Regions from separate parts of the Homo sapiens genome. Here region 2 is linked to region 1. A link is an interaction called in ENCODE POLR2A ChIA-PET data of the cell type or tissue named here. Cell type or tissue: MCF 10A. All regions are shown on one strand. Each heading gives the region's core, and the rest is flanking DNA. Links, peaks and the distances in the headings are about the cores only. Region 1 has its middle 200 kb from the start of MAFB. Region 2 has its middle 140 kb from the start of MAFB.

What was found. Peaks named below come from ENCODE experiments on the same cell type or tissue, not always from the same donor. Only the 100,000 strongest peaks of a DNase experiment are listed, where the experiment ranks them.
Region 2: POLR2A ChIA-PET joins it to region 1 with 7 read pairs; 2 of 35 experiments call an interaction of 5 or more read pairs at or near these places.

What each region holds. Positions count from the first base shown.
Region 1 is chr20:40,491,221-40,496,598 of GRCh38, reverse strand. No RefSeq gene overlaps it. Among named protein-coding and RNA genes, the nearest start is that of MAFB, 200 kb to the left of the region's middle. In MCF 10A, for the core only: no CTCF peak of the experiment used is centred there; DNase peaks (open chromatin) are centred at 2,848 and 3,328.
Region 2 is chr20:40,544,737-40,550,114 of GRCh38, reverse strand. No RefSeq gene overlaps it. Among named protein-coding and RNA genes, the nearest start is that of MAFB, 140 kb to the left of the region's middle. In MCF 10A, for the core only: no CTCF peak of the experiment used is centred there; no DNase peak of the experiment used is centred there.

The DNA of each region.
Region 1 (5,378 bases), core at 315-5,314:
CTACTTGCTGAGTGTTCATTCTGTACTTGTCTCTGGGCTAGATCCCGAGAAAGCAGATGTGGGTAAAACATGAACCTGACCTCTAGGTGCTTGTAACTTATTAGATAAGACAGTCTAGAGCCAATAGGCCATTGTAAAATTCAGTGATAAGGGCCACCATAGAAGTAAAAGTCAGATTTTGTGGGAGCAATAAAAATCAGGTAAATGGAAAAATTCCAGAAAGATTTCACAGAGGGAAGTTACATCAATTTACTGTTTTAATTACCTAGAATGTCTCAGGCACTTTGCTAAGCATTTTATGTCTATCATCTCCTTCAATATTTAGAAAACCCCCTTTGGGGTAAACATTATTACTATCTGTAAGTTATAGATGAGGAAACTGAGGCTTAGAGAGAGGAAGTAATTTGCATACAAGTGGCAAGCAACAGAAGCAGAACGGGTACTGGGGAAAGTGTGACGGAAGATGAGTAGGAGCTTCCAAAGCCTTGAAGAAGGGCATTTTAGGCAGAGGAACCAGCACTGGTAAGGATGGGCTAGTGGAATAGAGCTTGACTAGCCTGGGATAAATCTGGCCATTTGTTGTGCTTGGAGCACAGCTGCGGGGAGGTGGCGGAAGGAGGGTGAAGTAGGGTCTGGCTGGGAAGGAATCTTGCAAGGTAGAGAGTTTGGATATTCCCAACAGGCACTGGGCTCCTTCTGTGTGTTGAGGCAAGGAAGTGAGTAGAATGTTAGTCTTAGCCAGCGTGAGCCAGCTCCAGCCTGGGCCCCTTGCTCTTCCAGGAGTAATCCGTGGACCAGCAGGATCACCCAAAAGTTGCTTAGAAACATAGCATCAGGTCTCACCTCAGACCTATCGAATCAGTGTCTGCATTTTAGCAAGATCCCCAGGTGCTTTGTCTGCACATGAAACCTTGGGAAGCACTTTTCTGGCACAGCGCAGTTCCCAGAGTTCATAACTTTATCTTTGCTCACAGTCAAGACCTTCCGCTGATAGTTTCCAGTATTGCAAATCCAAACAATGGTTTGCAAAGGTTTTGAGAAAAGGTCAGAGGTGTAACATCAATAACTGTGATCCAGCCATTAGATTTCCTTCTCCTGGTTGTTCTAGTGACCTGCACACTCTGCAGTGGAACCAGGCCCAGCTCTGGTTCCACCCACCCCCTCCAAAAACTTGGAGGAAGTCAGCTCAACAATACAATTTTGTGGGCCACTGGCAGGTACCACTGGTCACTGAGTTCTTATATCATGAGTCCATTGTTGCTACTCCCTGGGGGCAAGTATAGATATGAACAGATCCCTACTCTGCCTGGCTCATAGAACAGCTAACCAAGGCTGAATGGGAAAGTGACATCATATTTTACCAGGACAGGGGCTTTCTCTGGTGAAGCTTGGGGGTCTGAGGCCTGAAATGGCTCCCTTTGGCAATCATAATCTCTGCTCACCTGGAGACGCTCTGGGGCAAGAGTGAGGGCAGATGGTGGGGATATCAGATACCAGAAGGCTTACGTTGCAGAGATGTTGACTCTTGCTTCTGGCCATCAGGGAGCCTTAACTAGTTCCTAATGTCAGGAGGGGTGATGCTGGGTAGAAATGCATCTTCCTGGACACTTCCATTTTTCCTCCTTCCCTCTGTAAGCCATTTCATAGGTACTTCCTCTTCCATGCCAGCCTGTGCTGACCTCTGGGATGAGGAGTGCAGAACTAGTTATTGACCTGCAAGAGCACTCAGGATAATGGAGAGAGAGACAAGCAGTGCAGTGTTTTAAAGGCTCTGAGGGAGGGAAGCAGTTGGTGCTGGGAGCACAAGAGGAATGGGTCTCTGGTTCCACCTGGAAGACGGCTCTGCCATTTGCCACCTTTAAGTCTTTGATCCAATGTCACAGCCCCTTGGATCCTTAAAATCTTAGCCATGTATGCCATGGCTACACTAGTTTCCTCTTTTAGGTTGAGGTGGGGACTAAAGAGCCTATGGGACAGTGCCCAGCTGAGGATGCAGCACAGGGTAGGCATTCACAGAATCTTGCCCCCTAACCTCAGACTCCAAGCAGGACCAACCATCCTGGTCACCAAAGAGATACATTGAAAGGGCTGGTTTCATTTCCAAGCCACAGTTGCCCAGGGTTCCTCCCTGTCTCGTAGGGAAGTGACCTCCCTCACGTGCCTGAGAAGATGCATGTGATGATGGCGTGCCCCAGGCAAACAAAGGGCTCTTGCAAAACCTATGATTCTCTCCTTGTTGCAGAGGAATGAAAGGGAGGGAGGAAGTAGGCACCCCTCCTTCTTGCATGGCCCACAAGGGGTCTTAAGGCTATTTTTATGAAGATGGACTCTGGGTGATTCAGGGACTCACCCTAAAAGCACTTCTTTCTTGCTTTCCTTTTCCTTCTCCTCCTTCTCCTTCCTCCTTTTCTCTTCCTCTTCCCTTTTCTTTTAATAACATACCTTCTATGCATTTTCTTGAACTTTCTCCCATAGAAGGTAACCCTCAGAAAACAGTGAACTACTCTAGGCTCCAAGGGGCTTAGTAGGAGAGCTTGTTCATTCTGTGGTTTGCACCAGCCTGGCAGCTGGAGAGCACAAGACAATGCTCCCAGGAGGGCGGTAAGGCATAAACCTGGTTCACAGAACTCAGAGAGGCTTCAGAGACCTGGAACTAATAGGCTATAATGTCAATGAGAAGTTCAGGCCCAGCAGAGGAGGTGAGCAAGATGGGACCCTGCTCTTCCTCCTATTGGTCAGACTCTATCCATTCTTGCATGCTCGGCTAGAGACATTTTTCTCTTGATAATCTGCTTTTCTTGATGCCCCAAGGCTTTTGGTCTTAGCAGTAGGTGATGACTAACCCCTTCCTTTGAGCAGCGAGAACTCTGTGTCCTTTGAAGGTAGTGTGAGTAATGGGTCCACTTCTGCACTGTGGCTTAGCCTCTCTTCCTAGTCACACCAGGAGTGGCCCATGCTATGCGATCTCATGGGGTCCACATATATGCATACTCCCTTGCACACCACTAGTGTGTGTACATTTATTTACACCCATATATACACTTATGATTTAAGTGTACTTGGCTCCACACAACTCACAGGTGCAGGCACCTGCAGCACAGGGCTCATACTCCCCTCCACAAGCACGTCCTGCCCACTGACTCCATCAGGGAGCTTTGTTGCCTGAGCCCCCAGGTGTTTGCAGACCTAACATTGGCAGTGACTGAGTGGGTCTTTTGGTGACACATTCATAAAATCTCATAAATCGTCTCTGTGCAACGTCGCATGAACATTTTTATTTTCTTCAATAAATACACACATTCTTATTTCCTAACAGCTCCAGCATTGGCAGAATGCCCGGCCAAGAGGTCCACTTACTGTGCACTTGGCCAGGATGCACAGTGGATAGGAATGGGGCCACTCTGTTGGTTGTTTGAGACTGAAGACATCTTTGGGGACCTGGGATAATGGAGGTCTGATTTGGATGGGACAATAGGAGTCATCTTGTCTGGATACATATTCTACCTCTCCCTTGCAAGCCATTCATCTTTTCATTTGTTCATTTTTTTCTATTGAAACTCTCTTACTGAGGTTTAAAGCAAAAGTTACGTCACGCCTCAAAACTCAAAAACTGAGGCTCAGAAAAATTAAGTGATAGTCAAGGATGGGGCCTGAGGATCTGCATTTGAACGACACTCCAGGTCATTCTGAGGCAAGTGGCTCCTGGTCAGACTTGAAGAGTGAAGGTATTTTGTGATTAGACCTCAGGGCATAAAACGTATTTTTCCCTTTTTCAAAATAAAAACACCACGAGTTCAGGAGATTGAGACCATCCTGGCCAACATGGTGGAACTCCGTCTCTACTAAAAAAATACAAAAAAATTAGCCGAGCGTGGTGGTGGGCGCCTGTAGTCCCAGCTACTCGGGTGGCTGAGGCAGGAGAATGGTGTGAACCCGGGAGGCAGAGCTTGCAGTGAGCCGAGATTGCACCACTGCACTCCAGCCTGGGTGACAGAGCAAGACTCTGTCTCAGAAAAACAAAATGAAGCAAAAACCAAAACCAAAACAAACAAACAGAACAAAACACCTTGGACATAATAACTCTGAAGAAGTGAGGAGTTACTCTAAGGACAAACATTTTTTACCCAAAACTTAAAACTCTAATAACTTTGGAGTTGACCCTCCAGAGAGGCTGGTGGAGGTGGGCTATTTACCCCTTTCCATGCCAGTGCAACCTTCTCCTGGCTTTGCTCTAACTTGAGTGTCTGACTGTCACTTGCCCCACCTTAAAAATGATGACATTACCTTATAAGGTGATACCTCTTTACCCCTTACAAAGTTCTTCCACAAATATCATCTAATCCCCACAACAGTCACTCAGCGAGCTGTTCCCACCTTCATTTTACAGAGTGGGAAGCACAGGGGTCAAGGTGAAGTTTCACTACCAGTAAGGGTCAGAGCCTGGACTATGACTTCAGCTCCCCAGCCTCAAGTACAGCTGCTAATTGCCATGAACTAACAACCGTTTGCTTGATGTCAGGGGGTTGAGCTTCCTTCCCGTGAACTTCCAGGTGGCCATTGTGATGTGTGCTAGGAATTCCAGGGCTGTGGTAACAACAGTCTCCTGGAATGGAGAGAAGGCAGGAAAAAGGGAGATGAGGGCTGAGGGCAGGGACTGGAGGGTCCTCATTCAGCATTGCCCTATTTTGTGCTATCAAGTCATGCTGATTGGGTGCCATGTCAGAAGTGAAGGGGGACATGTAAAACAAAGGAGACATCTTTTCTCTGAGGCTTTTAAAGTTAAAAGCTTGGGTAAGGTGGAAGTGAGGGAGGTATAGAACTCTTTGCTTTGCTTTGGTTTGTGTTCTGGGAGGTCCATTATGAAGGAGCCATCAATGGTCTATGAATATCACAAAGGACATGGGCCAAAGGGGAGCTCCATGAGCTCTGATGTACCAGCCTCTTTCTGGGTCCCCCCAAAATCCTGCCACCAGTGAGTGGGGATGGGGCAAGTTCTCTCCTCTGGGGCACATTTGCTGAGCAGGATGTCAGAATAGATCACACAGTTAATCCCTTACAGATTCTGTGCTCATTTGAGATGCTTCCAGAATACAGAGGAAGATGTTGATATTATCTTGACTCTTCTGACCCACCCATGGGAAATCATAAATTCTGGTCACTTCAGCCTGTTCTCTAAAGTCCCGAGTCTTCCGTATTCCTATTAGCCCCGTTTCCTACTTCCTGCTTTGTGCTTGTGCTCACAGAACAACGAGATGTAACTCAGGAGTCTCTTGGTGCCTCCTCTGTCACTTGTATGTCTATAATTCATCAACTAAATGGCTTTGGTGGCGGGGATGGAGGTTTTGCATGGGCTTAGCAACATGGACTTTCACTCCTCA
Region 2 (5,378 bases), core at 157-5,156, 54 kb before region 1:
TACACATGCTTGAGCCCCACCCATGATCTGCTAAATCGGATACTCAGGAGGTGAGGCCCAGCAATCTGTGTTTTAGTAAACCCCACAGGTCATTCTGATGCATGCTAAGTTTGAGCATCTCTGCTAGACTATGGTATAGAGTTTGGATTTTTGGCCATTGTGTGGCAGAACACTGTTAGAAGGTTTTAAATGAAGAGCGAACTGTGATCTGATTCATTTATCTTAAAAGATCCTCCTGGCTGGAGGGTAGATGGATGGTGGGAACCTGGAGTGGGAGTTTAAGTTCTTAGCTGAGGGAGGCCTACAGTATCACTTAATGGTTGGAGTTAGCACCATCTTTGTCTTGTCTTTCCACACTCATGCCTTGCTGTCTCCACTTCTACTTCGAATGAATTTTGAGTAGCCACATGCTGTCCACCTGAGGTCACCTCCCAGGGCTACTACTTGAAGGGGTTGTATGCCATACGGCTATGAAGCGGGACCATGATCTTGCAGAATTGTGTTTAAGCAGCTTCCTTGTGGGAAGACTAGGAGATGAAACTCACCAGGCCATAGCTTGTGTCTGGAAGGCTGACATTGTTTGCAAGAAGAAGGCAGGAGCTGCACTCTGCAAGGCTCACGAGGCCAAGAGGGAGTTCAGGCAGTCAAGCTTGCACTCTCCTGGCCTCATACTGCTTCTGTGGACAGTGTCCCATGGACATGAGTGGCCCAGGAGGACTTACAATCTAGATCCTTCCCACTGCCAGGCCCATGCCTGAGGCCTCAAGTTTTGGGGCTTGCTGTGGAGTGTCCACTCCTGTCCAGCTCCTGGTGTGGTCAAGAAGCTAAGACCCCCACAACCTCACCACACCCACCACCAGTGGAATAATCTCAGCAGAGATTTAGGTAAAAATTACTAAGACACCAACGAAGTCAGGAAAAATAGTTGAAATATTGAGGTAATTAAAGCCAAATACCTGAATGACTTTGGAAAAGTTTAGGCAAAATAGTTGAAATATGTAGAGAATTCAGGCAAAGCTGTTTGGTAGTCAGTGTGGCCAGAGGAACAAGTAGCAGTTTGGATCTATAGCCAGGGCTGTGGATACCATCTTTGCTGTGTGGCCTGAGGTAGGTAACCTATTCTTTCAGAACCATCATTCCCTCTTCTGTAAAGTACGGACAATAGCACCCACTTTGTAGGAATTTGGTAAAGACTGATTGCAATACTAAAATATGCAAAGTGACTGACAGAGAGTAGGCATGCAGTGAGTACTTTCCCTTTTGTTACTACTATGCTACTACTGCTGTGCTTCCTTGCTGATGGTTACAGTTCCTATCGCTGTGTAACAAACTACCTCAAAATTAATGATACAGAAAACAACCATTTAAATATGCCCACAGTTTCTGTAGGTTGGGAATTTAGAGAGGGTACAGTAAGGATTGCTCGACTCTGCATTAAAGCTTGTCTGAGGCCTCAGTTGGGAAAACTAAAAAATTTGGAGGTGACTTGAATGGTAGGAGATTGGAGAATCTGATTCCATGCATCTGGCATCTTGGCAGGAATGGCTGGAAGCTGGACTCAGCTGGGACTACATGTTTCTATTCTGGTGTGACTCCTTATGTGGCAGCACAGTGTCCCAGAGAATAAGATGGAAACTTTGTGGTCTTTTATGACAAACCTTGGAAGTCACATAGCATCATGTCTGCCACATCCTACTGAAGCAGTCACAAGACCACTCAGATTCCAAGGAGGGCAGACAGAGATCCTAACTCTCAAAGAGAGAAGTGTCAAGAAGTGTGTGGTTGTGTTTAAACCCACCACACTAACAAGCCTTCCTGATGCAGGCTGGCGATGACCAAACCTGATCCCAGTTCCTTTTCTGAGCAATAGGGAGGTATCTTCCAGCTGCTATAGATGCAAAGTTGTCTGCTCCTTGCAAGCTTCAGAGTTCGACTAATCTTAGTCTGTGACCTGAGTTGGGGCATAGAGTCCATTTTCCTGCAGCCTGTGGAGGTCTGCCTAGATGTGGAGGGGATTAAAAACATCCACCAGTTTCTCCCTCTCCAAGCACTTAAAAAGCAGTAATAAATAGATGAGAGCCTGGGAGGTGTGATTGATTTGTTTTATGAATCACAGAAGAAGCTGTAACTCATGGGAGATTAAGGCTGAAGTAAGTTGTACAGCTCTTGCATTACATGTAGAGATTAATGACTTATCACATGAGGCCCCACCGTTAACCCAGCTCACCCACAGGGAGTTTAATAGCAGGACCGTACAGGCTCACTTTTAATACTTGAGCAGATGCTCCTGGCTTGTGTGTGGCCCTGATTCTCACCAAATGAGCACTTTCCTGGTTAGAGTTATGAGTGCCCAGGAGCTGGGGAGTAGCTTCCTCTCTTGAGAAGAAAGAGCTAAGTATTTCCAAGGATACCCATTTCCTTCCTACCCTGTTATTTTCTCAAAGCAATGAGCAGGATGTCTCAGGAAGGCTGAAAGATGATGTCATTTCTCTCAGGCCCTTATTAGGTCCTGTGCTGAAGGTTTTGTAGTTTCTTATGGAAATTTCACAGTAGCTGTATGAGGTAGGCTCTATTGAACCCATTTTTTATTTTATTTTAATTTATTTTATTATTATTGTACTTTAAGTTTTAGGGTACATGTGCACAATGTGCAGGTTTGTTACACATGTATACATGTGCCATGTTGGTGTGCTGCACCCATTAACTCGTCATTTAGCATTAGGTATATCTCCAAATGCTATCCCTCCCCCCTCCCCCCACCCCACAACAGTCCCCGGAGTGTGATGTTTCCCTTCCTGTGTCCATGTGTTCTCATTTTGAACCCATTTTATGGATGAAAAATGTGGGCTGGAGGCTGCATGGTTTTATGGAAGAAGCATGGGCTGGAATCACACGGACCTGGGTCGAAATCCTGTGTGCATGCTTCCTTCCTTAGTATACATACTGTCTTGCAGCTCCAGTTGTCTCATCTCATGAAATGGATAATGTAGATCCTTTGTAGCGGTGCTCTGAGGACTACATGATCATGGTGTCTGGCACCTAATAGGTGTTTATTAGAAGTCACCCCAGGAGACTGCTGAGGGCAGGAAGGGGCAGGAGTGAAAAAAGCCATCAAGTACTTCTAAGACAAACCTGGCATGCCTTGGGTGCCTCTGGGCTCATACCTAGGAGTTCAGAGAGGTTGGCTAGGATGTTTGAATAGATCTAGGCCGGGGAAGGGTGAGGTTAGGCTCTAAATGTGGTCATGATACAAAATCTCAGCCTAAGAGTGCTAGGTGATGCATGTTGCAGAGTGTGATTTGGAGAATTCAGGAGTTGGACTGGCAACATCAGCTGCAAGCTGAGCCCTACTTCCCCAGATATCTGTTTGGATCAGACCAGCAGCTGTCAAGGTCTCAGATGAGCCTGCATCGGGGCTAGAGTTACTTGTACTGCTCAGGGCAGGCCCTGAACCATGGATGAGCACTGAGTGAGGCCATGGGAAGATCTTGACCTTCCTCAACATAGCCTGTTCGCCCATCTTTCCATCTCAGCTTCTGCCTCTGGTCCCTTGAACTGCCTGATGGATTAGAGCCCAAGGTCTGGGTGTGCCATCATATGTAGTCCTAGCTGCTGGTTTGTGTCCAGCTGATTTATTCAGGTGGTACTGTAAACTTTATATTCACCTGCTCCCTCATCCTTGTACTCACAGAGAAGACCTTGGGTTTTATGGTTGTCCATATCCCAGCAGAGTCTCCCACATTGCTTAGAAATCTGTCTTCCACTGGAACCAACACATGTTAATGTTCATGAGCTTGACTCAATGAATCCTGACACTAAAGACAGAGGTATCCCCCTTAAAACTCACTGAGCTAGCTTTAGGACAAATTACAACACCTCCCCACCCTTGTTCTCAGAGTAGGAGTCATAACATTAACATTTGTTACATGGATACTACACGTCAGGCTAAGTTCTTAACATTTTCCACATGAGATAATTCTACTAAATGCATCCACACTTCTTACACCCTGGCTCCCCCTTCTCCTCCTTTTTTGATTTATTTCTGCATAGTACTTAAAAACCTTCTATCTTATAATATCCTTATTCATTTTAATTGTCTTCCTGTCTCTCTATCCCCATGACAATGTAAAGTCACAAGGACAAAAAAATTTTTGTCTGACATGTTTACTGTTCTATCCCAGCCCTAGACAGTACCCGACATATAGTACATGCTCAATAAACATCAGGACTTGCGTCTTAACAGTGGAATTGGTTGGATGGATGAATACATATTTATGAGCTTTCAGAGACCTGGGTCTCCCAGATGGTTGTCTTCTACCCTCAAGCCCTGGCTTTGTCCTCACCTGGCTCAGGGACTCTAATCCCTGGGGAGCTCACCATGGCTAATTGGCCCCTGACTTGGCCACTTAACTTTGCTCCCTGGCTTCAGTCTTGGCCTCTGGCTCAGGCTTTCCGGGAAATCCCAACCCAGCTGTTCCAAAGTCAAGAATGGAAATAGCTCCTAAGTTAGAAGCTCACTGGCTCCTAACTTATCTCTGAAACTTTGTGGGGCTCTCACTCCTCTGTGGGGCAGATACATAGATGCCCAGTCATATCGGGTCTGTGGTCAATCCTGTGGCCACATAGCACATCCTCAGTTGGGTAGCCATTCAACAAGTGCTTACTACACAGAGCTAGAACTTTGGAGCCATGCTGCCTGGGTTAAAGTTCCACTTCTGCCACATATTAGCTTGTGTAATCTTTCTGAGCCTCAATTTTGTCATCAGTAAAGTGGGTTTAATGATGCTTAATTGGAGGCTTCAGTGAGATAAAGTTTGAAAAGAAAATTTAGCTGGGCATACAGTGAGCGCTCAATAAATGTTTGGTATTATTATTAGGTGTCAGGTACTGGGCTTGTTTGGGGTTATGGAGGTGAATAAGCCACAAGCCCTGGTTCCAAAGGACTCACATTCCAGAGGGAGAGGCTGACAAGTTATTATGAAATTGTGGTACCATGTCTGGAGCTGTGATGGGGAAATACAGGGCATGATGGCACCACTCAGGAGGGCTGACCAACTCAGCCAAGGTGAAGGGCAGGAAGCCAGAGAAGACTTCCTAGGACAAGTAATACTGGAGTAAGTGAGTATGACTTTGACAGGTTGAAAGGTATATGTATTAGTTCTCTATTGCTGTGCATCAAATTTCTCTCAAACGTAGAATTTTAAAACCAAAACATTCATTATCTAACAGTTTTGTGGGTCAAAAATCAGGGCATGGATAAATTAAGTCCTCAGGCTCAGGGTCTCCCCTAAGGCTGCAATCAGGATGTTGACTGGTCCTGAGGTTTCATCTGAGGGCTAATGAGGTCCTGAGGTTTCATCTGAGGGCAGAATTCAATT